Regions from separate parts of the Homo sapiens genome. Here all the other regions are linked to region 4. The links are chromatin loops, found by intact Hi-C in ENCODE. Cell type or tissue: endothelial cell of umbilical vein. All regions are shown on one strand. Each heading gives the region's core, and the rest is flanking DNA. Links, peaks and the distances in the headings are about the cores only. Region 1 overlaps OSGIN1 (oxidative stress induced growth inhibitor 1). Region 2 overlaps MLYCD (malonyl-CoA decarboxylase). Region 3 has its middle 18 kb from the start of HSBP1. Region 4 overlaps MBTPS1 (membrane bound transcription factor peptidase, site 1). Region 5 overlaps DNAAF1 (dynein axonemal assembly factor 1). Region 6 overlaps MEAK7 (MTOR associated protein MEAK7).

Region 1 (4,829 bases), core at 830-4,829, 110 kb after region 4:
ATTTTTCTCTCTATATTATACTGAGGAACTAGTATTCTATAGAGAGCACTTTGAAAAATGCTGATCTAGATCAAATGGTCAAGACCTATTTCCTCATCTCCAACTCAGGGGCGGGAAGGGAACAGGAGGATGTACACTGCCTGACGAGGGAGGTCGACAAGGGGAGGTCGTGGAGGAGCACAGTGGAAGACAAGGGGTACGGAGGGAGGATTTGCAAACCCTTGTGGGCAGGAGGTAGTGGGACTGAAATATCTGTGGTGGAGTTTCTCAACCTTGGCCGCACTGACATTTGAGCCAGATCATTCTTTGTAGCCAGAACAAAGTCATCCAAATGTCAGTGGGGCCAAGGTTGAGAAGCTCCACCACACATATTTCAGTCTCACCACCCTCGTTGTCCTGTGCAGTGCTGGATGTTTGCCAGCATCCCTGGCCTCCACCCTGCTAGATTTGGTAGTACCGTCACCCTGCCATGACAACCCAAATTGTCTCCAGACATTGCCAGGTGCCCCCCGAGGAGAAAAATCATCCCCTCCTTGAGAACAACCGGCCTAGGGCATAGTGAGCCCTAGATCGTGTGGCATTTGTGGGTCTCTGATTTCTCTTTCACGATCTCCGTGGCTGACTTTGTGGACTCTCGAATTCTTTGTTTAGTCTTGTTTCCAGCAAACACACACTTTTGTTTTTCCCTGGGAAAGCGGCGGTAGTTTTCCAAGGGCGGGTATGTACTACCCAGAGCTCTGGCCCCAGGCTGACCCACCTGGTCCAGGATGGAGACCCCCGGGGCCTCGGTGAGCTTCCTCTGCAGCAGGGGGTGTGGGTGGATGGCATCTGGCTTCGTGTAGGGTGTGTAGCCGGAGAGCAGGTAGGACAGGCAGATACCAGAGGGGCCGTTACCTGGGGAGAGAGGGTGGAGGTTAAAGGGGGTGGCCTTTTCAGGTGGGGGACACTACTGTGGAGGGCTTTGATCTAGATGCGGCGCATTCATTCATTTATCCTTCATTCATAAAAATAAATATTTATTAAGCCCTTAGCCTGTGCCAGACACTGTGCCTAATAATACTTTTAAAAAGAAGGAATGAACAACTGCTGAGAGCTTACTCTGTGCCAGGAATTGTACTGAGAGCTTTCACAACAGCCTCACAACAGCTTTAGCGAGGTAAGTGCCACTCTTTTCCTCCTTTTATACTTGAGGAAATGGGCACAGAGAGGTTAAGTTACTTGCCTGTGGTCACACGGCCGGAAGGTAGACGAGCCGGGATTAAAACCCAGACAGAGGGAATATCTGACGACGCGACTGAGATTCTGAGATTGCTAAGAACTAGGTCAGATGGATGAGTGAATGTAGCACAGATTGCTACGTGGCCTGGGGGCGAACTTGAGTGGTGGGTGCTTGTGGGCGCTCAGGGGTGCTGAGCCGCCTGTTGGGTCTGCTGCTTGCACGTCTGAAGAACTGCGCTGCCATCTGTGGCGCTTCCTGGGCGATTCACCAGGCACAGCCCTGTGATAGCGCTTCTCTTTTTATCTGTCCTTTCCCCTCTTCTTATCTCGTCTGATTCGGAATATTACTCATATGCAGGATACCAGGAAGAACCATATGAAATCACAGGCACCCATCTGCTTTTGCCTTACAGAAATGACCATCTCACGTGGCTTAATCGGACGCCTGCATACTGGGGGGTCATCTGTCCCCATTTGTGCAGACAGAGGACAGGAATCATAAGCCGCTACTGTGTGTCCTCTCATGTGGGCACCTAGCACAGTGCTGGGCACAGGGTAGTCATGGGATCAGTGTGGGCTCAGGACCAGGCCTCCCTGCGCCACGCCGGGTCGCCTCCAGCTGATGGGTGTGTTCTAGACCCCTGGGTTCTCGGAAGTGTGAAAGGGAATGATAGCTTATAAACTGCTAAGCCTAGCACTGGCCACATAGTAAACGCTCAATGGCTTAATTTAAAGACCACTGTAAAGAGGCCAGGCCTGGGCCAGGCATGGTGGTTCACACCTATAATCCCAGCACTTTGGGAGGCTGAGGCAGGCAGATCACTTGAGGTCAGGAGTTCGAGACCAGCCTGGCCGACATGGCGAAACCCCATCTCTACTAAAAATACAAAAGTTAGCTGGGCATGGTGGCATGCACCTGTAATCCCAGCTACTTGGTAGGCTGAAGCAGGAGAATCGCTTGAGCCCGGGAGGGAGAGGTTGCAGTGAACCAAGATTGCACTACTGCACTCCAGCCTGGGCGACAGAGTGAGACTTTGTCTCAAATAAATAAATAAATAAATAAATAAATAAATAAAAAATAAACCCCAAAAACGAAAAAAGACACCAGGCCTGGACTTGCCCAGCTCCTGCCCTCAGACCTGGGGGGTACCCGGAAGGCTCAGCGGAGCCCCTCCCTGGCTGGGGCCTGACACTCACCCACAATGATGACCGGGAGGGGCTCTGAGCTGCTGGCGCCGAGGTGGTCCTTTCTGGAGGAGCTCATGGCTGGTGGGGGGCTTGGGGCTGGCAGCGGACCTGGAGTGGGGGAGAGGGGAAGGAAGAGTCCATTCGGGTGAGGCCTGGGTGTCCACACAGCCACTTCACCTCCCAGCTAGGGTGGCCTCCTGTGGCCCTCAGGGTCTGGTCCGGGGTCCCCATGAGACATATCTGACGGGACTCCCTTCTTGCTCTCACACAGCCTCTGCTCCAAACAGGCTGTTTGCCCCACCCCTCCCCAGTCATGCAGAATGTGCCCTCCCCTCCTCGGGCCTGGTTGCCCCAGGCAGCCACTGTCCCTCCGAGCCTCACTCTACTCTCCCATCTCACTGGGGCAGTAACAGTCCCCGAAACTCATTATCTGTCTTCCCGAGAGGCCATTCCTGCCCAACCCAGGAACCAGCCCTGCCAGACCCTTCTGTGGGCCACAGTCCTCGAGTCCCAGTGTGGCCTGGTGGACTCGTCATCCAGCCCTGGCACGTTGCTTCCTATCCCATTCCCGGGCCTCTCTGGGTCTCAGTTTCCTCATCTGTAAAATGGAAGCAATGAGTCCCTACCTCCTAGGGTGGTTGAGGGACACAGTAGGATCACAGACGGGAAGCACCTGCCTGGAGTGAATCTGCCACAGGGAATGGGCCAGCGCTGTGGCCTGCCCCAGGAGCTGGGATGGACTTGGGGAAATGGAAGCAGTGGCCAGGTTTGGGGACGTGCTGGTGAACCTGCCATCTCTGGGGCAGCCGCGCCCTCTGCTGGCCGCAGGCCCAAATCGCTCAAAGGGACCCAAGTGCTGGTCCTAGAGCTGCCGGTTCCCAGAGGAGCATCAGACCTACCTTCTTCCCCACACCAGCTAGCAGCGGACACCAGCCTCACCCGAGGGCCACATGCTGCCATCCTGAGGACCACAAGGCAACACCCTTGTGGGCACAGGGATGATGAGCATTTGGCACTTACTGTGTACCGGGTATTTGACATGCTTTTTCTCATATCCGCCTCACGCTGACCCTGTGCAGCCCTGGCCATATTAATGTCCCATTTCACAGATGTGTAAACGGGGCTCAGAGAGGTCGCACAAACTTCTCAGTGTCACACAGCTGGCTTTGAAACCCAGGGCTCACTGGTGCCAAGACCCTGCCAGTGCCACCACCCACACCACTCGGCCTGTCCCTCGAGATCCAGGGCCCATCCAGGTGTCACACTCAAGTGGGCGGGCACAGGGCTTGGACCACCCAGAGTGGCCAGGGGTGGGGGCCCAGGGCCACCTGCCTCCAGAATTCTTCCAGAGAAAGTGGGAATCTGGATTTCTATGTGAATGATCTGAGTTGAAGAAGTGGGCAATGAATGAACGCAGAGTTTTGGAAGATGCTTAAAAGGCCAACCAAACACAGCTGAGACCAGTGTGTGGCCTCTGATGTGTGCAGGGTGACAGAAACACCTTCGTCCACCTCCAGGCAGGTCCCGAGGAGAGGGATGAGAAACTGCCACACAGATGGGCCACTGAGAGGACCTATGTGTCGCCCCCACAGTGACAACAACTGACCTTCTCAGAGCACTCTACAGTTTGCAAGGAGGTTGCATCTAAGCAGTAGCGTCCAGCCCGCTCAGCAGCCTTGAGAGGTGAGCCCTGTCACCTCTGTCTTGCAGGTGAGGAGAAGGAGGCTCCGAGGGTGAGGATGTGCCTAGCGGGGAAGGGGTCTGTCAGGGACCCCTGTGTCGGTGCTCTCTGCTCCCTTGAGCATAGCCTTTCTTGCCTCCACTGGCGTGGGGGCCAGGGACAGCCTCCGTGTCCTGTCTAGGCAAGCTCGTGTGCCCAGCACCGAAGACCTCCTCCTCCCTTTCCAGAGAGAAGGAAGGTGACACGCTGCAGTCACCAGGGACCACATGGCCTCTTCATGCTCAGCTCCCTACAAGACCCCAGGCTGCCTGCCTTGAGGGGGAGATTTCAGGGGGACGCTGCCACCAATTATAATAGTAGTAGTAGTTACAAGAACAACAAAGACAGCATGTGGCTGACATTTCCATACTTCTGTGGAGTGGGCTGGGTGCCAGGCATGATCTCAACACTTAATACACGTTAACAAATTGAATCCTTATTTAATCGGGTTGTTGTAAGTACTCTGAGGGCCAGAGCGTTTCTCACCGCCCTTTATAGTTTGCAAGGTGGTTGAACCAGCTCTTGCAGGCTGGGCTGGATCAGAGCCCAGGCCGCCCTGCTCCAGAGCCTTCTCTGTGCCCCAAGTGCTGTGAGAGGTCCTGCTGAGACCCCTCTGCCGGGTGGAACGTGCAGTGTCCGTTCCAGGGTCCCCCACTTCTCTGTCGCAGCGCTAGTGGCAGGCGGGGAGGCAGAGGGACAGCTG
Region 2 (4,781 bases), core at 1-4,000, 140 kb after region 4:
AGAGTTTCAGACTGTTCTCTCTGTGGCTGCTGCAACTCACAGATTTTGGGAGAAGCCTGGGTATGCTGAGGGCTTACGAAGTCGAGATGACCTCACACCACAAGGTGACATGTTGGTGGTTCCAACGTGCTAATCTCTGATGCATCACACTTGTGAATTGGCCACTTCCAGTGCAGTTACAAATGAGATTTTAAGTGAAAGCTTAATAAGTATTTTGGAGCTCTGGAAGGCCTGCAGGATTTGGCTGGTCCCCAATGCCACTGTGCCAAGCAGAGGCCAGGTTCTGCTGGGGTGCCCCAACTCCTGGTCACATAGGGAAGTTCCTCCTCCCAGGACGCCAAGGTCTGGCTTCTACCTGCATGTAGCTTCTCCTTCTGGTCCCAGTGCTTATCACTGGGGTTTCCAGAACACATCTCTAAGAGTCGGGCGTGGTGGCTCACACCTGTAATCCCAGCATTTTGGGAGGCCAAGGCGGGTGGATCACTTGAGGTCAGGAGTTCGAGACCAGCCTGGCCAACATGATGAAACCCTGGCTCTATTACAAACACACAAAAAATTAGCCAGGCATGGTGGTGTGTGCTTGTAGTCCCAGCTACTCAGGAGGCGGAGGCAGGAGAATTGCTTGAACCTGGGAGGCAGAGGTTGAAGTGAGCCAAGATGGCCCCATTGCACTCCAGCCTGGGCGACAGCGCAGGACTTAGATAAACCCAGGGCAAAGTGCACTTTGCATGTCTAGAGGCAAAATTCTTCAAAGGATTGCCCAGGGTGTGAGATGTGTGATAATCTGGTGGCTCCTGGACGAAGCAATAATCTCATTTAATCCTTTTCCAATTCTTGCTCCTTTATGAGTCTTTTGAGGACTTTCTGAGTCCTCAAAGAGAAAGTCTGTTTGGTAATATACGTTTAAAAAACCTTAACATTTATTAATCCTCCCCCGCCAACCCCGATTTTTTTGAAGAGAGAAAGCAAATGTATCTAACTGAAGTTTAATGCTGTTTTGTTTTTATATTACTTTTTACTTTTAGCTTCTACTTAATAAAAAAATCCAGCTTGTATTGATGGGAGGGATATAAAAAAATTGCGACAGTGCTCAGCAAATGACTGGTGTTTGGGACCCGTGGCCTCTAGATTTAGCGGAGTTTCGATCTGTGATCTGGGCTCCATGCCTGAGACAGAAAGTCATGCCCTCAGTCAGCCCGACTTGAGACCGATGTGAAGCGACTGGAGGGGGCCCTCTGGGACATTTGCAAATGACCACGCCCCTGCTGTACTGCAAACGACGACTGGGCAAGGAGGAGCTGACCACAGGAGGCTCGGACTGGGAGCCAGAAGATTCCCCCGGGGAAGCTTCAGAAAGCAGGAAGAGCAGCTGGTTTGGGCAGTCCCAAATGCCTGCTCTAGCTCTGAGTATCGTTACCTAATCCCTGTGAGAGAGTGGGGAGCGGCTGTGCAAGTTCCGAGTGCAGGTATGCTACCTGTTAGGATTTTATTTTTTTATTTTTATTTTTTTTTGAGACGTAGTCTCGCTCTGTCGCCAGGCTGGAGTGAGTGGCGCCATCTCGGCCAACTGCAACCTCCGCCTCCCGGATTCAAGCGATTCACCTGTTAGGAATTTTAACATTCAGCGCCCAAGCGCAGAGCAGAGGAGGCTGGAGGGGCGCAACACCGCCATCTCGCGGCGACGGGGTGCACAGCGCTTGCGAGGACCCAGACTGGGATCCATCTGTCCCAGAGACTCATTTTCAGCATCAAAGTGCGTCCCTGCGCTGTCCGTAAAGAGCCTGCCATGCGGCAGGTACCGCGCAGGACTCCAGACCTGCCTTATCTTTTGAGATCCCCACAGCCCCTGAAGGAAGGGACCACTAATATCAACATTCACAGGACGAAATCGGAGGTGTCCTTGTGTTCACAGCTGGGCAGCCCACCCAGCTCAAGGGGGGACTTGGGGAACGCTGTCTAGCCTGCGAGAGGTGGAAGTGGGCTCCTGAGAAGGGCGGCCGCGTGTGGCTTCACCGTCCCCTTTTGGGTTTAAAGGGAACTTCCCCGGATGGATTAGGTGTCACGGCAGCAGTGTGAGAATGGAAGCGCCCAAGCCCGTCCCCTCGGCCAGCCCCTTCAGCTCTCTGGGCCTCAGTGTCGTCACCCGTCAAACGGGGACAGGGACCCTCCTTCCCAGTGCAGGGTGGGGTCCGAGTGAGCTAGGGCAAGCCAGCGTTCAGTGCAGGGCAACTGGGGTCTGAGTCCTTGGGGAGCTGGGCTTGGAGAAAGTGAGATCTCGTGGGCTCTGGGAGGGAGGGCCTGTGCTCTGTTCCCACACAGCACCCCCAGCGGCAGGGCTCCTTGGGGAGGCCAGACCAGGGCCAGGCGTGGCCAGAAAGACCCTGCCTTTAAGGGGCTGTGGAACCCTGGGCAAGGAGTGTACCCAAGTAACCAGCGTGGCCCCAGGCCAGGGGTCCCCTCTGCAAGTGTCACATTGGAGGGGGCCCTGATGATCTTGCAGACCCTGCAGCCACCTCGGGCCAGAAGCGAAGCAGGGTCCCTGCCCTCAGAGAGCGTCTAGTCTAGTGGAGATACACACATGAAACTGCCTTGTTTAGAAGCTACCAGGAAGGAGAGGCCCCAGTGAGAAGACGGCAAATAAAGGGGGACTGTGACCTAGTCAAGCCACCAGGGAAATCTTCCTGAGGAGAGGACGATGGATGAACTTTGGAGGCAGAGTGGGCATTGCCTGGGAGGCAGGGAGGGGAGAGCGTTTCAAGAAGAGGGAGGAGCATGTGCCACGCAGGAAGGAGGGAGGACAGGGAGTCCCAGACTGAGGGAGGACAGTGCCAGGAGGGCCTGGAAAAGCAGAGGGGAGGGTCAGGCCACAGCAGGCTTGAGAGGCCACGGAGGGGGCTGTGTGTGACAGGGAGGGTGACGGGGATGGTGGGAGGTAGGAAAGGAGAGGAGAGATGGAACCTGATTTGCATTTCACAATGACAACTCTGCCTGCTGGGGTGGAGAAGGATCTGGAAGAGTCTGGCGTAGGCAGGTGGGCAGAGCACCTGCGAGGTTAGTTAATGCACATAATCAGGAAGGAGACTTTGTAACCTGGGCCAGGGAAATGAAGAGAACAAGGCCAGTGGTCTGTCCAGGGGCCCGGGGACGGGTGGGAGGTGGGGGTGAGGGGAGCCCCAGGGATGGCACCCAGGCTTCTGTGTTACACAGTTGGAGGTGGCCTCGCCAGGAAGGAACAGCTGGAGGAGGCCAGGTTTTGGAGGGAGGGCATCTGCATTCAGCCTTGGCCGTGCTGAGCCTGAGCTGCTGCTGAGCTATGCAGGGGAAACACACAGGTATGGGGTGTCTGTGTCACCAGTGAGGGGACTGTGCAAGTGACTGTCCTAACTGAACACTTCAGAGTGAAAAGAAGCTCTGTTAACAATGATGCCACACCAGGGCCCCAGACAGGGCCTGTCCCCGGCAAACAGGGGCACTAGTGCCCTTGCTATCGGTAGTTAGGAGACAGCAGAGACACGGATGGGGGTGAGATCCTTAGAGAAGGAGGGGACTCCCGGAAGCCGAGAGGAATGGCTGACTAAGAGTGGCGGAGCACAGGTGGGGATGGCCAAGAGGGTGTGCATCTGTGCCAGTGCCGGGAGCATTTGGGAAGTGCAGTGTGGCCCACGGTGGCCCCTGGCCATTGCTGAGGGGGAACCTGGCTGGATGTACCCCCTAGGAGGTCACCGGGGGCCTCGGTGAGAGCTGGCAAGGAGAGGTGGCATCGTGAGCCACACTGGGGTGGAGACTGCAAATGGCCAGTTCTCTCTGGAGCAGCGCCGCTTAAATAAACATGGCTCTGGCATCTTTGAAGGCAGCTCTCTGGTCTTCTCTCCTGCGAAAGTGCTCAAGGAGGCAGTAACTCACGTTCAGGGGGTGCTGTCTGAGCAGCAGGAGTGAGGGCTGCCTTTCTTCAGTGAACCAAAAATATTTGCCAAGCCTCTCCTATGTGCCAGGCGATGGAGACAGATTTACGGCAACAGACGTGAGAGAACAAGCCGGGGGTTCAAGCCTCTGTCACAGACGCACGGGAGCTTCAGAAGCAAGCGCTCCTGCTGGGTGGGATACGGCCCACTCCATCTCCCCCGCTCTAGGAACTGCCTGGGCCACTCATCTCCCCTCGTCAACATGAAGAGGTGACGCCAGCTGTTCTACTCAACTGCTCCGGAGAGACACCTGCTCTGGGTGCACTCACCACAGGGCCAGATCCCCCATCTCCAAACCGGGCCAACCATCGTTCCCACCACGGCCCGGGCTGAGTCTGGGGTCATGAGAGGAGGCTGTCTCTGTGGCGGCGGAGCTGTGCACTGCCTGCTTCCTGCACGAGAGCCAGGTCCGGGTTCCTCCTGTCTTCCCGTGGTCTGGCTGCCCCTCGCTGGCCTGGATTTTATGCTTTGGTGGGAGCTCAGCTTCTCTCCCTGGCAGCCGAGGGCTCGGACCGATACGGCCAGCACTGTGCATGCCCGGGTTTGAGAGAAGCCACCCCAGCCTGGGGTTGTCTTCCACAGACCCCCGCCCCCTTGCCAGAATGTCAGCACCCTAACACCCCCTGTCCTCAGTCTCTCAGCCCAGCCGGGCTACCTTTCTGACCTATTCCCCTCCAGGCTTGCCAAAACCTGCGGCCCACTCTGTTCTGCCCACTGCTGGCCTTCTCCTCTCTGGGCCTTTGCGTGGGTCTCCCCACGTACGGTCAGGAGGTGGACCAGTGCGGTGGAAGGAGAGCTGGGTGGTGGTCGGGCCTGGGT
Region 3 (4,743 bases), core at 1-4,000, 240 kb after region 4:
ACACACCTGGGGGAGTGAGGGGTCCAGGGAGGCTCACGGAGAGACTGGAACCCTATTGTTGGGCCCGCGTGGCCTCTTCACAGCAGCGGAAAACTGAAATAAAGACTTGTGCAGTTTCTCAGACAGCAACGCCATCCCGAGTCTGCCTCACATGGGTCCCAGCCTGCACACCCTCTGTGAATAGTGTGGATGGGATAGGAGTGCCCTGGGAGATGAGAAGGGATGCACTGCAAAGCTGGGGGTGGGGTAATCGCTGATTGAAGAAGAGGAGAGAAACTCACTCCATAGCCTCGAGGAGCAGATATGACAGCGCAGAAATCTGGGCTCCACCAACTACAAATTGCGGGACCCTGTACTAAGAGTTTTCCAAGCTGCAAGCACTGTGTCGTACTCCCAGTCACTAGCACAAAGCTCCCCATTGACCATCGTGGCACTGTAGGGGCCCGTATTCATTTCCCAGGGCCACTGCAACAAAATGCCCCAAACTGAGGGGCTTACAACCCCAAACTGAGGAGCTTACAACCTCAAACTGAGGGGCTTACAACAGAAGACACTTACCCTTTCATAGTTCTGGAGGGCAGAAGTCCAAAATCAAGGTGTCTACAAATCCATGCTCCCGGGAAGATCCTTCCCGCCCCTCCAGCTCCTGATGGTTCCTGGAGACACTTGGTGATCGTTGATGTTCCCTGGCTCCCAGCTGCGTCACTCCAGTCTCTGCCTCCATCATCACGTGGCCTTCTCCCTGGGTGTTTCCTATCTGTGAAAATTACCTTCTTAGAAGGACTCTAGTCATTGGATTTAGGGCCCACCCTAATTCAGCATGACCTAATCTCAACTTGATTACATATGCAAAGAACCTGTTTCCAAATAAGATCACATTCACAGGCAGCGGGAGTTAGGACTTCCACACGTTTCTGGGGGGACACAATCTATATAGTGACCTTCCCATGTCCCCTGCCTTTGTCACTTCTGTAAACTCTGGCCTGACATCTGACCACCAGCAGCTGTGCTTCTTTGCTTGAGAGCTTTCTGTTGCCGCTGGATTTCACGCTACCATCCGTTCCAGGGAATTGGCACCACTGCGTGCCCACCTCTCCACCCCAGCAGCCCCCAACCATGACTGACAGGTGTTGGTATATAAGTCCCGCAGGCCCCCTTGGGTGGGAAGACTAAAAAAAACACCAATTTTCAACATTTGCTCATATATGGCAATAAGATAAAGTGGGATGTGGACTGATTAGCGGGTCAGAGGATCTGGGTCGAATGCCAGTTCGCCTCTTACCAGCTGTGCTACCTTGGGCAAGTTCATTCATTCATTCATTCAACAAATAAATATTGGTAGGGTGTGCCAGCCAATGTCCAGGATACTAGGGAGTCAATGAAGGCAAAAACAGTTCTTGCCTTCTTGGTGCTTACAGGCTAGTGAGGGAGAAAGACAATCAAAGAGTCACACAGATACACATACCACCATGATAGAAGCTCTGAAAAGAACAAGCTGGTATGAAAGCAGAAACCACAGCACCAGGCCAGGTGTGCAAGATTTGAGCAAAGCTCCCTGAGGACGTGATGTCTGACTTGAGATGTACCTATACCGAGCTGTTCGCCAAGTGAAGGAGCTGTGCGGTGGGAGGATGGGATTTCTGCCAAAAACAACAGCACAAGCAAAGGTCCTGGGGTGGAAGGGAGGCCAGCACGTCCCAGAGACAGCTTGCAGAGCATGATTTACTCTTCTGTTTAGAAACAAAAGAATATATAAAAATGCCCAACTTTCAGATTATCGGGAAAATCGAATGAAACACGGCACAGGAAAGTCCCTATCAAACATCCTTCCTTACAGCCTTGGGAAAATCATGCAGGGGTCTGAAGCTTCTCATCCTGGGAGCGGGGTGGGGCAAGGGGGAAATTAGACCGTCCCCGAAAGCGATTACTTCATGCTGCCTCTTTATTTGCATGCAGGTCATGTGCCTCTTAGGTATCATTTCTTGGGGCGTTGTTTACTTTAGTTCTGAGACTCAGGAGTAAATTATGCAGGTTCCCTGCCAGACCTTCTAGCAAAGTTGTCCTCTGGGTTTGGGGCCTTGCCCGAATCCTGGGGCTTTAGTTGCACAACGCTGCCCTCTGCTGGCCACAGATGGAAGTCTGGGCGCGGCTACTGAGCAGGGCAGGCCACGGTACTACGTGGGTGGCCTTCATCCTGGTTTTGCTCTGTTTTCGCGTGGAGATGGGGCTTCCACTCACACTGAACAGTCAGTCTGCTTCTCTTCCTCTCTTCTCTCCTCTTCCTTTCACCCACTGAATGAGTGCTTAAGCCCCGCCCTAAGCATGGCACGTTCATAATCTTATTGCAATCTGCACAAAAACCTGGAGGAAATTATTGCTATCCCCTTCGCAGAAATGACAGTCAGGAGGCTTGCGGTGACCAGGTGACTTTCCCAAGATTATGAGCAATAAAGCTGGAAAACAGGGCTGGCCTCTGGGGTCTGTGACCTACGCACAGGGCCCTGTGCTCGGTTTAATGCTCTGCCGTTGTTATCTTGAGATTCCTAATAGTTTCTGAACACAAGACGCTGCATTTCTTGGGCAGGCGTGGTGGCTCACGCCTGTAATCCCAGCACTTTGGGAGGCCGAGGCAGGCAGATCGCCTGAGGTCAGGAGTTCGAGACCAGCCTGGCCAACATGGTGAAACCCCCGTCTCTACTAAAACTACAAAAATTAGCAGGGCATGGTGGCGGGTGCCCGTAATTCCCAGCTTCTTGGGAGGCTGAGGCAGGAGAATCGCTTGAACCCGGGAGGCAGAGGTTGCAGTAAGCCAAGATAATGCCACTGCATTCCAGCCTGGGCCACAGAGTGAGACTCGGTCTCAAAAAAAAAAAAATAAAATAAAATAAAAAAATAAAAATAAATAAATAAATAAAAAGACCCTGCATTTCCGTTTTGCACTGGGCCTGGCAAGTTTGTGTCTGCCCTGCTGTTGGAGCTGTGGGTTCCAACCAGGCCTGCTTCACTGCAACCCCAGTGCTTTCCTGTCTCCTCCAGGGCTCTTTCTAGAAGGCACACCTGGCAGCTCAACGTTTAACTTCCAAGAAGGCGCTCCATTACGTACGGGATAATGCGTCTTATTTCCTAACGCCGGGATTCTCACCCTGGCTGGACACCCAGGGGAGGGAGGACTTTGGCAAAATACTAATGATGTGGGCATGATGAATGCTGCACGTGGGGCCCTAGCATTGCTGTGTGTAAAAGTTTTCCAGGTGATTCTAATGAGTAGGTAGAATACAGCACCATTGGTGTAGGGCCTGGCACAGTTCCTGGCATTCAGTGGGTGTTTAATAAATGTTTTCCAACTTTTTAGAGCACCGAATTGACTGGAGGGCTTATGCTGAGAATTAAACTGAGTCGTGAAGAAGAAGAGACTCACCTTTGGGTTCCATGTTGGCGTCAGACTAGGAGCTCGGAGTTTGCCAGGCAATGGGGGAAGCTACCTGGGGCTGGCTGGAGAGGGAGAGAGAGTGGGAAAGACTTGGAAATTAGGTGCACCTTCCTGAATATTTGGAGCTTGGTGAGCCTTAAATTTACGTAGCCTGTAAATAGCACCTGATCCCACTTAGGTAGCTCTTCTCCCCCATCCTCAATTCCAGTTCTTTGATGAGTGGGTTAATCCCATGCCTGGTCTCAGTGTAGGGTGCTGAACCAGGCCTGGCCGATGAGATTATTCCACTCCTCTTGGCTGGCTTCCGTGACTGGCTCAGAGATAGGCATATACCCCAAATCAGACCAAGGAGATGCAACCTTGGGACATTTGCGGGAACTTTGGGAAACAACCAGGGAAGCTGTTGTTGTCCAGGGGTTGATGCCTGAGGGGTTTGAATGCAGCTGGAACTGCTTGTGGCCATCTTTCCATGGTGGCCAAGGCATCATACAGGATGGTAGAGTTGAGTGGCAGCAGCCATTCCTGATGAATTTGAGCAGCTGGATCAGCAATGTCTGAATTGACCCCCAAACCCCAGCTTCCAAGTGTCAACAAATGCCCTTTCTTGCTTCAGTGCCTTGAGGTAGATTACTGGCCACTTGCAGCTGAAAGCAAGTGATAAAGAATGTAAATATCCTGAAGAGAATTTCCTGTCCCTTGGTTCCTGAATCACCTTATAGGGATTTGCAGGGAGCTGAATATTCAGTCCGGAGTGAGAGATGCATTCAAGGAGCAAATGGCACTGTTACCCGAGTCAGTCTTGTCTTCAGTCAAGATGACATCCTGAGATCCTGAGATCTTTCCCCCCAATCAGTACAACAGCAGACCTTTGATACTGACTCTATAGGATCCTTTTTTTAAAAAAATTTTATTTATTTATTTATTTTTGTCCGACCACAGCTTGCCAGGATATGCATCTATCCAATGATCAAATGTTTGCTGAGCATCTACTTCGTGCCGGGCACTGTGCTGGTACAGAACTTGTGAAGATGACAATGTTTCCAGGTCAGCCCAGAGAAGCCAGTGCAGCCCATTAGACGATTTTCAGAATCATGGGCTGCAGAGTATGGAAGCATTCTATTTATTCAATTATTATTTCATGTAAGCAGTTGTAAGAATATTTAAACCTACTGCACACGTTAATAAACAGATACATAGTAGGTAGCCAAATTTTACCACACTAGTCATGAGACAAAACTGACACAAAGGAATGTGCAATATTTTTTTTTTTGAGATAGGGTCTCATTATGTTGCAGTGGCACGATCTTAGCTCA
Region 4 (4,000 bases), core at 1-4,000:
TTGCAGTTACCCAAGATCATGCCACTGCACTCCAGCCTGGGCAACAGAGGGAGACCATCTCAAAAAAAAAAAAAAAACTACCTTCAAGGTTACTTGATGAATTTTTTTGTTACCCTTTATAAATTGTTCTGCTTCTGTGATTGCCAGATTACCAAGGTTTTAGAAAAATGAAAATGTACAAGATTCGTTTCTGTCATGCAAGTTTGATACTGTGTATTTCAGAATGAGAGGCCCCCTCCCTTCTAAAGTTGCCATTTTCTGTACGTGGACGTTAAGGATAGTTTTATTAGTTGAAAACGATGAAAAGAGAGGATTTCTCACCTTATCTACTTGCAACTGGAATATAGAACTTATTTTTATATTACCTGGAAGGGATTTTTTCCTTTTATCAAAAGCAAGTTTGATCAGTAACTGGATCTGTGTTTAATAGGTTATATTTCACCTTTAGGCACATAATGATTGTTTTCACAGTCACTTGGCCATGGGTTAGTGATTCTTTCTAAAAGCATTTCTCATAGACAGTATCACTTCAGGTTCTAGCTGTAAACAAGGGATCAAAGCGGTGGTCTCATTGGCTTGTACCCTCTGGGAGATCCTTGTTTTTGGTAGGTGGGTGGGGAGAATCAGAAGTAGATTTAAGGATATGTGCTTTCTTTAGGTGTTCTACTACAGTGTGAAAACGAAATTTTTTAAAGGGGCATTTTATTCCCATAAAGACTTTAAGTTGAATAATCTTTTGGGTACAAAATAAGAATTTGAAAATAGGAATTTGGGTTATGCCTGATCAGAAAAGACCCTGATGGCAGAAATAAAACTCCCATCAAATACCACAAGGCAAATGGCGGTGAATGTGTTCCAGTTTTTCCTGACTGCTTCCCTCTTCCAAAGAATGGCCTATTTTTTCTTCTACTCAGCTCCTAGTAGGATTCCTGCACAGAGAGCAGGGAATGTCACGTTTATAGAGCTACAGACATTTCAGATGTTATCAACACGGACAATACTAGATTCTGCTGAAGACGTACATCATGTTCTAGTGCTGAGGAAAGCAATTGAATTAGGGGCAGAGACTCCTAGATTATCTGGTGGTGCCACTGATGATGCTGCCTGTGGCATTTATACATTTTTGACTTCTTGATTCATTACAAATTTTAAATTATGTCATCTGGGCAAAGATAGGAGGCTGTGCTATTGGAACATGTGTCTTTGTGAAATTAATGTAACCGATGTCTTAAACCTAAATATAAATATGTGGACATACTTTTAAAAATTAGTTACATTTGTCCTAGCTTTTCATAATAAAACGTGAAACCTGGGTATTAGTATATATGACTGTATTCATAGAGAAACCTGTGTGTTTAGCAAGATCTGCTGGCTGCCCTTTGTGTAGGTGTCTGAAAACATAGGCCTTTCAGGATAATAAGAGGGGACACAATTTAGGTTTTTTTTTTAAGATAGAGGCAGCACCTTTGCAATTGTAAATATTATGTACTGCCATGGCAAGTAAAAATGAAAGTGGATAGATACGGAAATACACACAAAGTGAATTTTGCTAAAACAAATCAATGGCACTTAAGACATTTCTATTCTAAAAGGCTTATTCTTAAGGCTTTTCTATTCTAAAAATTTGCAATGTTTTAATTGAATATTAGATTTTGTAAATGTGGTTTATTTGTCACGTGGATGAAATATCAGGAAATAACTCACTGCTCAGTGGAAACTCTCATGGCTGTTGTTTTTTGTTGTGTTGTTTCAGGATTGGAGGTTTTAAAGCAGGAAACAGCAGTTGTTGAAAACGTCCCCATTTTGGGACTTTATCAGATTCCAGCTGAGGGTGGAGGCCGGATTGTACTGTATGGGGACTCCAATTGCTTGGATGACAGTCACCGACAGAAGGGTAGGAAAAACGCAGATGGACTTTGTGACTTCGGCACTCAGATCCTTTCTTCCCTTTGTCTCTGGAAAGGCGCCCGTGAGATGCTGGCAGATCAGCCGACATCTGTTCACTTGAGCCAGGCTCAGCTGGAGATGTTGCAGTCACTTTGATTGCTTGGAATATTTTGATAGGTGTCTGAGTGTGCACACATTTAATAAGCAAAACAAAGCTACTTGTTGGGGCCATGATGCCTCTTCTCCATCTTCACCTTCCTGAGGCCAGCGGAGGCGGGACTCCCGCGTTGTGGTGGAGAGTCCCTTCCCTGACTTCCTTGGGGCCTGCCCCTCCCAGGCTTCCTACGCCGTGCTGCCTGGACTTTGTGGGCACTGCCACGAGGGGGCGCCCTTCTCTGGTCTGACTCACTCTTTTACTGGAGGGCTGGCTCTTGGCTGTCCTTCCAGACCTGGAATTCGGGCTTTTCTTAGCCTTTATCAGTGAAGAGCGTTTGTTATCTCGAGGCGTGAAGGGGAGGCAAATAGGCATGCCAGTCCTCTTCCCTCCGCGTCTTTATGTCAGTCTCTCGATGCATCCGTTGGATTTGGGGGCTTGAGGTTGGGCACAGACTATTTTTCTCATTTTGTAAAGGGGAGAAAGAATGGTAAAAGTGCTCCATGTTTTTACCTGGTGAGATGATAATGACACCAGGACTGAAAGGCAACCTTCTAATGCGCTGTGACCACTGGGGAACTCGAGGCACAGGGCGGGTGGTGAGTGACAAGAATGAGGCACTAACAGCGTGCGCTGAGAGGTGTGTGTGTGCCCCTCCGTTTCAGGCTGAAGTTGACTACATTCCTGGCATTTATGTAAATCCCTAGACTGGGATGGGTCTTTTTAAAAATCAAAAATGGGCCGGGCGCGGTGGCTCACGCCTGTGATCCCAGCACTTTGGTAGGCCGAGGTGAGTGGGTCACAAGGTCAGGAGTTCATGACCAGCCTGGCCAACACAGTGAAACCGCGTCTCTACTAAAAATACAAAAATTAGCCAGGCGTGGTGGCGTGTGCCTGTAGTCCCAGCTGCTTGGGAGGCTGAGGTGGGAGAGTTGCTTGAACCCGGGAGGCAGAGGTTGCAGTGAGCCGAGATCGTGCCACTGCACTCCAGCCTGGGTGACAGAGCAAGACACTGTTTTAAAAAATAATAATAAAATAAAATTAAAATTAAAAGTGAGGGTTAAAGTCACAGTTAAAGGAGGTTAATGTTTTATTTCCACAGAGATTTTAAGACCTGAGATCTCCTGGTAAGAGTCTTTATTAAATTGTAAATGCCTGAGAGGGTGGTCCTAGGCCTTACATTTAAAATGGCAGCTTTTTTCATCTTTCAGGGGCATTAAGCACTTGACCAGAAGTGCCCTTTAATGAGAGGAAAGTACTTAATGGCATTTTTCTCACACGGATCTTGTCTAGTCCAGGTTGATGTTAATGGAACTTGAAGGGGCAGACACAGGAGAAACAAGATGGAAACAGAAGCTCCAGGTTTCAATACCAGGTTGCGCCTTCCCTCTCAGAAAGGATCCTTTGTGAACGGGAGCTGTTGCTAGCCCAGTGCCTCGACTCTGAGGTGTCCCTGAAAACAAATTGCCCTTTCTCTGCTGTCACACTTCCAGTGGTCAGGGCCCTGCCGACTCGAAGCCCAGCTCAAGTGAACAGATGCTGCATGGGTGTTGAGCCTTGCCTCCACCCCCTGGGGTGTCAGTACAGTTCCTTCTCCCCAGGAGAGCCTCTGGGATGCAGCAGGAGCCATGGCCCTCCGTTCTCCTCTCCCTGTTGCCCCTGAGACCCCGCTCTCAGGCCCTTCTTTTCTCAGTGGGTGTCACATGGTCTCACTGTCTCTGAATGAGCTCCATTCTGCCCCCATCCATGAGGAGCTGAGTGTGGCACTCAGGCAGTTGGTGCAACCTGGTGGACAGTGGTGCTGACCACCTGGAACCCTGGGGCACTGGGAGTGGAGCCCTGGTCAGGTCATGGCTGTGTGTGCTTATCTGGCTGGGCTGGGCCACTGAGAATGCATGTCTTATGAGAATAGGGGAATCTGGAACATGTTGGATTTACTTTGACCTAAACTCGTGACTT
Region 5 (4,882 bases), core at 472-4,471, 110 kb before region 4:
AGGTTCAGGGACTAAATACACTTGGCAGCTGAAGATGAATTGGAATGGTCACGTTTTTTAGGCTGGACAGCGTCCCGCCACAGCTACTACCTGACACTGAGCTCATGCAGAGAGATGATGGCTGATGTTCCTTCTCCCTTGGGACATGGGTCTGGCACCTGTGGGCTGTCGATAGTGCCCTCTGAGCAGAGGGTCACGGTCATGTCAGTTTGGGGGAATTCTCTGTTGTGCCTCACAGACTCCCCCCTTTCTTTCCTCCCTCCCCTTCTCATTTTGATGTCTAAAGCATCAAGTCCCTCTTCCTCGGAGTTTCTCTAGCTGCAGTGGAAGATTCTGTTTTCCTGTGGGGAAAATGCTCACTTGAGATTTTGCAGGGACCCGGGTCTGTCTGGTTTCTGATGACATAGTAAGAGAAAGGTCTTTTTTCAGGTTGGCTGGTGAAAGGAATTGCATGTGACTCACACAAACAGGAGCTAGCCCAATCATACACTGACTCGCGTGGGTGTTAAAATGTTTATCATGCCTAAGGGAGACATTTATGATTAAACCATTTATGCTACATATAACTGGGGAAAACTATGATGCTTTCGGTGCTGGGAATGCAGTGAGGTCCCACGTGGGCAGAGCTTGGCTGGGCTGGGCAACTCCGACACACGTCTCTGGGGGTGTGGCGGCGCTCTCAGTCGGCACTGTGGAAGGAAGGGTGACCTGTGCTTTCTCCCTGTCACTGTGACTGCAAGGACAGGGGGGCAGCCTTGGGGTTCAGTCCAGGCCAAATTCAGTGTCCTCAACTGGGCGTGGTGGCTCATACCTGTAATCCCAGCACTTTGGGAGGCCGAGGCAAACAGATCACCTGAGGTCAGGAGTTCGAGACCAGCCTGGTCAACATGGTGAAACCCCATCTCTACTAAAAATACAAAGATTAGCTGGGCGTGGTGGCAGGCCCCTATAATACCAGCTACTGGGGAGGCTGAGGCAGGAAAATCCCTTGACGGGTGCCTGTAATCCCAGCTACTTCAGAGGCGGAGGCAGGAGAATTGCTTGAACCTAGGAGGCAGAGGTTGCAGTGAGCCAAGATCACATGACTGCATTCCAGCCTAGGCCACAGTGCGAGACTGTCTCAAACAAAACAAACAAAAACAAATTATTCAACGTCCTCCAGGCCTGCCCCCGCCCGAGGCTGCACGGGCTCCAGCTCAGACTGCACTTTTCTGTGCTGGTTCCTAGAGTGGAAGAGAAGGCCACTCAGTGTTCCCGGGAAATGCACTCAGGCCACTCCCTGCTTCCTGCCTGCAAGTCTGGAGTCAGCCAGGCAGCTGTCTTCAGGAAAAAGCCTGGCCACCGATGCGTGCTGGATGAGAGTAGCACGGTCTGGGCTCCACACAGCCCCCAATTTGGGAGTGCACCTGAAGGCAGATGCTGAATGAAAAAACAGTCCCAGCTTGCTTGTTCTCAGCACTAACCGGCTGCTCCCCAAAACCGCATCTGCCAGGCACATGTACCAGCCTGCAGTATGAGGGGAGGCCCCGGTACATTCAGCATGTTTTTCTGGGTCTTCTGCAGCCAGGCCTCTGGCTGCCGTCCCTGCCTGGTGCCCCTTTGCCCCTTTGCCTTCCCTGCCTTGAAGGCCACTAGGACTGGCCTGTGATTCACCCGGGCCTGGGTCACTGTGAAGCAGCCACGCCCTTGTGTGGCTGTCACCTCGCTTGCCCCACACTCCCCAGCAGTGGTGTTGGTGGTCCCCTCCAAAAGCCCTGGTCTAGAAAGGCTGAGGCCAGGGATGGTGAGGAGGGGGTGGAAATGCACGGTCATTAGGCCCCCGCCCCAGGAGATCTGCATGACCACAGGGGGATTGTGACCCCCACACACAGTCAGACTCGGCTGCCCAAGAGGAGGCTGGCTCGGTGGCTTCCTGGCCCAGGCTGGCTACCAGCAAGTGGCAGCTTCAGACCCGTGAACTCAGGAATGGGACCTTCAGAGGATCTGTGTGGTCTGTCCTGGGTGACCCCTCCAGCAACATGAAAGCTCAGGGTAAGGCTGAGTGACTGCCCTGCCCCACCCATCCCAGGCCGGGGAGCCAACATTGTCTCCACTGTGCTCTCGGCCCCACGCTCTTACCCGGAGAAGAGGCTGCAAGGAAGTCGCTGTCCCTGTCTCCACTGGAAGTGAGTGGTGCAGCATCTCTTTGGCAGGTGGGGGGCATCAGTAGCTGGCCAGAGGGGTCCTCGTCGCTGAGCTCCTGGATCAGGGGTCTTGGGGACTTGGTGTCTTGTTTTCGGATTTCCAAGTCCCTCTTAGCTTCTTTTTTAAAGATGTCTGTGAAGGGCACCCGAGCCGCCTTTGAGGTGTCTTTAGAGACTGCAAATATATTTGACAGAGTGTCTGTGGGGAGGTTTTCCAGCACAGGGAGTGACGTGTAGTCCAGTTCAGGGTCACTGTCATCACTCAAGCTCGAGATGACCTCAATCTTCGGAAAGCACATATTCTATTTACAGAAGAAAAGGTGTCTGAAAGTTTCTGTTTTCACAACAGAATCGCTCTACAATGCACCATGCCAGTTCTGCTTTTTCACCCAATGTCACAAAGTATTCTGTTGCCACATCCAAGAAAGGCCCAAGGGAACACAGGACTCTGAAAGTTAGGCCTGGGGGTGGCCACTCCCTGGGCACAGCTCATGTCTATGCCCTTCTCTCTGCCCTCTGCTCCCCCAGCCACTGGCTATTCCTCACCCTCCTGGTACCTGAGAGGGCGCACCCCTGAGCCCTGGGCTCTGCTTGGCATGCCCCTGAACCCCGTTTCCTTCACAGACTCTCTGGGACTTAGCTCCTTGGACAGCAGGCCCCCCACAGTAACTGTGTCTGTTTTCTTTGCTGCTGAGCTCGTGCTCAGAGATGATGGCTGATGCCTCCTTCTCCCTCAGGGTACGGGTCTGGCACGTGTGGGCTCCTGGTAATGCCAGTAATGGCCTCTGGGTGGAGTAGGGTCACGTCACTCTGAGAGAATTCCCCATTGTGCCTCACAGACTCACCCCTTTCTTTCCCCTCTCCTGTTTTCATTTCCTTCCCCTATATTCAGACAGACATTCATAGGATGGACATAGAAATACATCTTAATGACAGAAAGTACTTTCAGCTAACTATGCACTGTACTCAGCTGTTACAAACCAGCAATAGATTTTCAAGTGGTTCATCATAAAATCTTAAAGAAATTGAACAAGAACAAATGGCATTTCCTTCAGCAAGGTGAAAATATGGGGGATGTGGGCTGGGTGCGGTGGCTCACGCCTGTAATCCCAGCACTTTGGGAGGCTGAGGCGGGTGGATCACTTGAGGTCAGGAGTTCGAGACCAGCCTGGCCAACATGGAGAAACCCCATCTCTACTAAAAATACAAAAATTAGCTGGGCGTGGTGGCTCATGCCTGTAATCCCAGCTACTTGGGAGGCTGAGACAGGAGAATTGCTTGAACCCAGGAGGTGGAGGTTGCAGTGAGCCAAGAACACACTATTGCACTGCAGCCTGGGTGACAGAGCCAGACTCTGCCTGAAAAGAAAAGAAAAGAAAAAGAATATGGGGGAATTCAATGCTTTATGCACAGGGAACATTTTACTTTCAAGTTTAGGAGAGAAACGGTAAACGACAAGAACGAAGGTGGAATTAAGCTGCCTGTGGGAAAATGGTTTCTAATGACCTTAACCTGGTCTTCCAGAGATTTGCCTGTTTCATCATCATCTTCCAAGTCAGGTAGGTCCTGAAAGAGCAAGTGAGCCGCACATCACCAGGGAGGTACACGCACTGTCAACGTTCTGATAGGCACGATAAAGGCAAACACGCAGTCAACCCAGCCTTAGTTACAGTTACTCAAATCACTCAGGTGACTCGCCTGCCTGTTCCCCACCAAAAGGAACTCTAGATACACACAAAGCAAGCGTTGCCACCTCAGGTGTCTGGATCTAATAAATGAAAGGGAACTTGCAAGGTGTGACGTGTTTAAAGAATTTCCACATCTTTTTTCTGCTTTTTTATTAAGAGACACAGCCAGTTCATCTTGGGGGAAATAATGGGACCCAAACCAAATGCACCTCTGTACAAACTAGTCCGAAAACTCTATGTGGTATAAAAGTAATATATTTTGTACCTCCCCAAAACTTGTAGGACTTTTTTGTTTTGTATTGTGGGTGTTTGTTCGGTATCTTTGTCCATAACAACCAGTGCGTGGTTGGGGAGGCAGCATAGTGTGTGGTTGGATGCATGAACTGGAGCCACGGTGCCTAGGTTGTTACTCCCCCACCACCATTTTCTAGCTGTCTGGCTTTGGGCAAGTTGCCTAACCTCTCTGTTTCTCATTTTCCTCATCTGGGAAATTGGGATGATAATAGTATGTACTGCTTAGAGTTGTAGGAAGGGTTACATCAATCAATACAAGTCATGCTTAGAATGGTGTCACCCATATAATAAGAAACCAATTAACATTAGCTATTAGTGTTGTAGTTATCTATATGGTCAGTTCTCAAATGTGAGAGATAAATTGCCCAATTATGTCCCTTTCTTTTTCTTTTTTTTGAGACAGAGTCTCGCTGTGTTGCCCAGGCTGGAGTGCAGTGGTGAGATCTTGGCTCACTGCAACCTCCGCCTCCCAGGTTCAAGCAGTTCTCCTGCCTCAGCCTCCCGAGTAGCTGGGATTATAGGCACCTGCCACCACGCCCAGCTAATTTTATTTTTTTTATTTTTTATGTTTTTGTATTTTTAGTAGAGATGGGGTTTCACCATGTTGGCCAGGCTGGTCTCAAACTCCTGACTTCATGTGATCCACCCACCTTGGCCTCCCAAAGTGCTGGGATTACAGGTGTAAGCCTCCACACCTGGCCTTTGTTTCTTTTTTTT
Region 6 (4,882 bases), core at 341-4,340, 420 kb before region 4:
GACAAGCATGTGTTCGGTGGGTTTGCCTCTTGCTCTTGGGAGGTGAAGCCTCAGTTTCAAGGTAAGACTTGGTGTCCTGAACCTTGACGAGTGGCACAGCACGGGCAAAGAGCTCTGGAGAAAGGGAGAGGGTGGGGGTGCTAAATAGGGCTCTCCCATCTTCTCCAAGTGTTTCTCTAGACGCAGTCGGGGCGATAGGAAAATGTGATGCTGCTCTATGGTGTTTATCACATCAGAGTTCTTCAGGACAGGCCGTGTGACCCCCAGTTTTCAGGCGAGGACACGGGCCCAGTTATTACACGGTGCCGGGTCTATGGGGCGTGGGAGAAGTCAAGCCACAGATGCCTCCGAGGGGACCAGGAGATGGTAATTGGTTCAGATCGGACATTTTCCTTCCCTGGGCCTTCCTGCCCCTGCCCCCACCGCCACGCGTTTGCTTGTTGGAATTTGGAAGCTTTGTGCATGACCTTGAATGCACTGGATGAAAGGTTCTAAGTAAATTCTTTTCCTTCCCTCAAGGAAGAATACTCTGATGAAAAGAGTCCTTTAAAAATATTTAAAACACAGGCCAGGTGCAGTGGCTCACACCTGGAATCCCAGCATTTTGGGAGGCTGAGGCAGGAGGATCACTTGAACCCAGGAGTTTGAGACCAGCATGGGCAACATAGTGAGACCTTGCCTCTATCTTAAAAAAAAAAAAAAAATAATAAGGCTGGGCGTGGTGGCTCAAGCCTGTAATCCCAGCACTTTGGGAGTCCGAGGCAGGTGGATCACTTGAGGTCAGGCATTTGAGACCAGCCTGGTGAACGTGGTGAAACCACGTCTCTACTGAAAGTACACAAATTAGATGGGTGTGGTGGCGCATGCCTGTAATCCCAGCTACGTGGGAGGCTGAGGCATGAGAATTGCTTGAACCTCGGAAGCAGAGTTGCAGTGAGCCGAGATCATACCACCGCACTCCAGCCTGAGCAACAGAGCGAGACTCCATCTCTAGATAGATAGATAGATAGATAGATAGGTAGATAGATGGATGGATGGATGGATGGATGGATAGATAGATAGTTTTTGAAATGTTTACAGATGCGTCGCCCATCAGTGGGCTGTCCTCTGTACTTGAGAGTGGGCCACCATCCCCAGGGTTTGCCTTTGGCATTCCCCGGTACATCCTGTATCTTACCCCGCACCTCTGGAATCGTCATTTCTCCACCAGGCAGAGGTTCTGAAGGCCGGGAACTGTGTCCAGGTGGAGTTGCCCTTGCAGGAGAGCTTTCAGCAGAGGCTAGGTGGCATCTGGCTGGAATAGGTAGCAGGGGTCACCAGGTTGAGGGTTGGGCACCTCTATCTCCTAGATTGCATTGTTTCTAGGGTTTGATTTATATCTAGGTTTCAGGATGTTCTAGATCTTTATCTTAGTTCTGGGAATGGTGGGAATTCTCCCCAAATCAAAGTTTCCAGGTGCCAGCCCAGGGCCGGCCCTGCAGGTGGGCCTTTCTAGAGACAGCAGCCTCAGCCTTGCCACGGCCACTCTCTTCTGCACACCCACCTTGCCCTGCCTCCATGTCACAGGCATAGGGCATGTGCCCACCAGCCCAGCCTCGGGCTCCGGGGAAATTACACATTGCTCTGCCTCACTGCATGGCTGAAGGCTCGGCTTTAGGATATGAAGAGACCCTGAGCATCATGATCAGGGTAAAGCTGCTGCTCCCTCCAGAGCCTTTAATGTTAATTTCAGATGGACTCTGCTGGCTCTTTATGTTTTATTAACAAGCAGACTTAATCTTGCTGAAGCATGTGGGAAAAATGCAGTGGCCAAGTTTTCAAACCCGAGTTCATTCTGTTGCAGTACGTGTCCATACTCACGAAACAACAGCAGAGGGCAGCCTCACACCACGCATGGTACAAATCCGTGGACTGTGGGTCAAGTTCGGAGAGCGTGCTGTCCGCTTGTCCTGGAAATAATGACCTCTAATATCTGAGACTTTAAGTGATTTAATAGCTGTGGGACAAACAATGAAGGCAAATGCTGGGGAGGGTGGCCACCTCCTTGAGTACAGAGGATATTTCCCTGCGGGGTAATGTGGCTTCGTAAACCTTTTTAAAGGACTGTTTTCATCAGAGTGTTTTTGCTTGAGGAAAGAAGAACTGATTATACTTAGAGCCTTTTGGCTTGTGTTTTCTGTGCAATCATTGAAAAGGCCCAAGGCTTTGGATTGAACACAGGATTTTGAGTCCCAGCTCTAGCCCTGGGCAAGGTGATTGATTCATTTTCTGGGCCTCAGCTCCTCAGAATTACACGAAACCATGCTGTGTGGGCAGGCAGCTCCTCGGCGGCCGAGCGTCAGGTGCTGGTGGCCGCACGCTTGGGTATTGTTTTATGGGAATGAGATAAGGAGTCCTCGTTGTTGGTGTCACTTTTTTCCACAGATAATCATAACTCATCAGGTCCTTGCCCTGTATTCTGGGAATGATGCTTCCCCCTCCTGGCTTTCCCTATGGAGAACAGCCCTTGGGGGTGGACTAGGATCTGGGCCTATCGCAGCTGAGGCCTGAACTCTGTGGCCCTGCGACCTTGCTCCGCAGCAAGACGGGCTCAGGATTGCAAAGCAAAGGGCCGCTTACCTGAAGTCCAGTCGGGGAGAGCGGGGCGGGGGCAGTGCAGACGGGTGTGACCCAGCTGTTCATGGCGGCGTCTAAACCTGCCCTCAAGCCTCTGGGGCTGCTGAAACCCAGTGAAGCAAGCCTGAGTCTGTAGCCCAGAGTAAAGCCCTTCACTTAGCTGGTTCCAGTGGAACTTTCTAGCCTAACTATCCTCCTTCCTCCACCCGATGCTCTCAAGCCCCACTGTTCCGTACCTGTCCCACACCTTGTCCTCATGGGATCCCTTCTCCATGGGGACTCTTGCCCCAGCCAGCTCTGTTTCAGGGCCTCCCTCTTGACCTCGGAAGCTGCCTCCCAGAAGCCTCCCAGACCCTGATGGCAGAGGCCCCCCAGCGATCTTTCTAGATTGGAGCCTTGGGCGGTGTCAGCCCACACTCTACAGACTGAGCCCTGTTGGCTTGCTCGGGGCCATCGTCCTCTTCCAGCCTCCTGGTCTTGGTGCCCCCTTCTTATCTGCGTTCCATCATGGTGCCCCCAATTTGCTTCCTGTGACTTCTTTCCCACCTGATGAATAGCCCAACCCCAAATTCCCATGAGCTTGTTTCTCTGCAGCCTTCCAGCTTGTTGTGACAGTTGTGTATGCTGGTGTCGAGGCGGGCAGCCCTTCCGGCCAAGTCCTCAGAACATGGTGGGAAGTGTCCCTCGCTGGGAGCTCCGAGGACGAGGCCTGGCCTACGGCCCTGTCCCCAGTGCTGAGGTGCTTATGGAGTGGAGGAGTCTCTGAGACTGGGGACCCATAGTTTCCAGAGTTTTGACTGGTACCTTTCTTTTAATGGCCTGTGTGCCCACCCCATGCCTTTGGGCGAGGGTAAACTACTTCCTTTCGTAGGCCGTGCCCCTGGGGACAGCTCTGCAGCTGCAGGTTTTCTCTCTCTGCATGGTACGTTCTTTCAGGCCGGGGTCAGCACTACGCAGCGTCACTTGCCTGCTCAGGTAGGCTGTGCTGGAGGCCTCAGTCTCTGCGGAGTGACCACCTGCCCCGTGCTCATAAGCTAAAGGAAGCCTGCTCTTTCTGGCTCGGATGTGCTTGGCCAGCCTGAACTGATTCCAGCAGACAGTGGGCAGAGTTCTGATCTCTGCTCCCCTGGCCAGAGCTAAAAGATGTCCCATTCCTTATTAGCTGTCCCTCTAATCCCTGCATCCCCAGCTCATCCACCTGGGTCCCTAGCAGCTTGTCCCAAACCCTGATCTGCCGACACCTGGACATGGGTGAGAAGGGTCTTGGCCCTGTTGCTTCCTGAGCTGCAGCTTACCGGCATTTCCGGCCCTGTGGGACCGGCTCAGACACCGACCCTGTTTGTTTTGTTCTCTGGCTACTTTCAGGGGACAACAGATGCTTCCTGTTCTCCATCTGCCCCAGCATGGCTGTGTACACACACACGGGCTACAACGACCACTACATGTACTTGAACCATGGACAGCAGACGATCCCGAACGGACTGGTGAGCCCGGGCAGAGCGTGGTGGTCTTGCCTTGGTGATGTCCCCCAGCAAAGGTGTCAACCCCGAGGCTCAGCTCCACAGATCAGGGCAGGGCGCGTGGCATTCAGTTCCTCACGCACGCCATGTCCAGTTCCTTCTGTTTCCAGGGCCGGTGCTGGGGGCAGTGACAGCTGGGCCAGGGTTTCCCTTAGAGAAGGATGTGGCCTCTGCTGGGGCTTCTCAGTGGTTTGTGTGCAGATGGCACACTTGGCCCATTTTTCTGGCCCTCAGATGATTGGTTTGTAGCCTTTGTGGCTAGGGATGGTGTCAGCGCCAGACCTGTCCCTGCGCGTCGCTGGCCTGCCTCATACGTGGGAGTGCTGGACCAAGGGGAATGGACGGCCGGCAGCTCATGAGACAGCATGTGGGGCCCCAGTTGGGGTGACCGTGGCTCCTGTCCAGCCCTCGCTTCAGCTTGGTGACATGGCACAGGAAGCAGGGGGAAGCGGGGGAGGCCTAGGCCGGGTGCAGGGAGTGGGTGGGCACGGGTCCAGGCAGGCCCGAGGGCAGGAGTTGGGGCAGCATCCACGCCGAAGCTCAGCTTGCTCCTGCCAGCTCCCCTGCTGATTTCTTTCCTCTGCTGCTTGACAGAAAGCTCTTTTCTTTTCTTTTTTTTCTTTTTGAGATGGAGTCCACTCTTGTCCAGGCTGGAGTGCAGTGGCGCGATCTCGGCTCACTGCAAGCTCCGCCTCCCAGGTTCACGCCATTCTCCTGCCTCAGCCTCCCAAGTAGCTGGGACCACA

What was found. A loop is a pair of places that touch in the nucleus more often than their neighbours do. Peaks named below come from ENCODE experiments on the same cell type or tissue, not always from the same donor. Only the 100,000 strongest peaks of a DNase experiment are listed, where the experiment ranks them.
Region 1: a loop joins it to region 4, with 9 times the contacts of the local background. A loop is called at or near these places in 96 of 110 quality-filtered maps.
Region 2: it touches region 4 in a loop (19-fold over the local background); 18 of 110 quality-filtered maps call a loop at or near these places.
Region 3: it touches region 4 in a loop (13-fold over the local background); 65 of 110 quality-filtered maps call a loop at or near these places.
Region 5: it touches region 4 in a loop (10-fold over the local background); 5 of 110 quality-filtered maps call a loop at or near these places.
Region 6: it touches region 4 in a loop (3-fold over the local background); 4 of 110 quality-filtered maps call a loop at or near these places.

Annotation. Positions count from the first base shown.
Region 1 is chr16:83,955,325-83,960,153 of GRCh38, reverse strand. It overlaps OSGIN1 (oxidative stress induced growth inhibitor 1), which reads right to left. Exons shown (of 6, transcript NM_182981.3): 2 at 2,416-2,514; 3 at 758-894. The coding sequence starts at 2,482. Among named protein-coding and RNA genes, the nearest start is that of OSGIN1, 4.5 kb to the right of the region's middle. In endothelial cell of umbilical vein, for the core only: a CTCF peak has its summit at 3,218 (motif pointing left); a DNase peak (open chromatin) is centred at 3,213; H3K27ac peaks cover 162 bases.
Region 2 is chr16:83,923,729-83,928,509 of GRCh38, reverse strand. It overlaps MLYCD (malonyl-CoA decarboxylase), which reads right to left. Exons shown (of 5, transcript NM_012213.3): 5 at 1,479-4,781. It overlaps LOC105371372 (a long non-coding RNA gene), which reads left to right. Exons shown (of 2, transcript XR_007065147.1): 2 at 1-4,781. Among named protein-coding and RNA genes, the nearest start is that of MLYCD, 27 kb to the right of the region's middle. In endothelial cell of umbilical vein, for the core only: a CTCF peak has its summit at 1,683 (motif pointing left); a DNase peak (open chromatin) is centred at 1,679.
Region 3 is chr16:83,823,656-83,828,398 of GRCh38, reverse strand. No RefSeq gene overlaps it. Among named protein-coding and RNA genes, the nearest start is that of HSBP1, 18 kb to the right of the region's middle. In endothelial cell of umbilical vein, for the core only: a CTCF peak has its summit at 2,129 (motif pointing left); a DNase peak (open chromatin) is centred at 2,108.
Region 4 is chr16:84,061,199-84,065,198 of GRCh38, reverse strand. MBTPS1 (membrane bound transcription factor peptidase, site 1) reads left to right here. Exons shown (of 23, transcript NM_003791.4): 19 at 1,754-1,894. Among named protein-coding and RNA genes, the nearest start is that of SLC38A8, 20 kb to the right of the region's middle. In endothelial cell of umbilical vein, for the core only: a CTCF peak has its summit at 2,250 (motif pointing right); a DNase peak (open chromatin) is centred at 2,268; H3K27ac peaks cover 389 bases.
Region 5 is chr16:84,173,536-84,178,417 of GRCh38, reverse strand. It overlaps DNAAF1 (dynein axonemal assembly factor 1), which reads right to left. Exons shown (of 12, transcript NM_178452.6): 10 at 3,696-3,749; 11 at 2,119-2,485; 12 at 500-689. The coding sequence ends at 577. It overlaps TAF1C (TATA-box binding protein associated factor, RNA polymerase I subunit C), which reads left to right. Exons shown (of 15, transcript NM_001243156.2): 15 at 1-563. Among named protein-coding and RNA genes, the nearest start is that of TAF1C, 11 kb to the left of the region's middle. In endothelial cell of umbilical vein, for the core only: a CTCF peak has its summit at 2,929; DNase peaks (open chromatin) are centred at 1,197 and 3,017.
Region 6 is chr16:84,481,810-84,486,691 of GRCh38, reverse strand. It overlaps MEAK7 (MTOR associated protein MEAK7), which reads left to right. Exons shown (of 8, transcript NM_020947.4): 5 at 1-61; 6 at 3,982-4,100. Among named protein-coding and RNA genes, the nearest start is that of ATP2C2-AS1, 17 kb to the right of the region's middle. RefSeq lists an enhancer at 2,928-3,429. In endothelial cell of umbilical vein, for the core only: a CTCF peak has its summit at 1,875 (motif pointing right); DNase peaks (open chromatin) are centred at 1,891 and 3,981.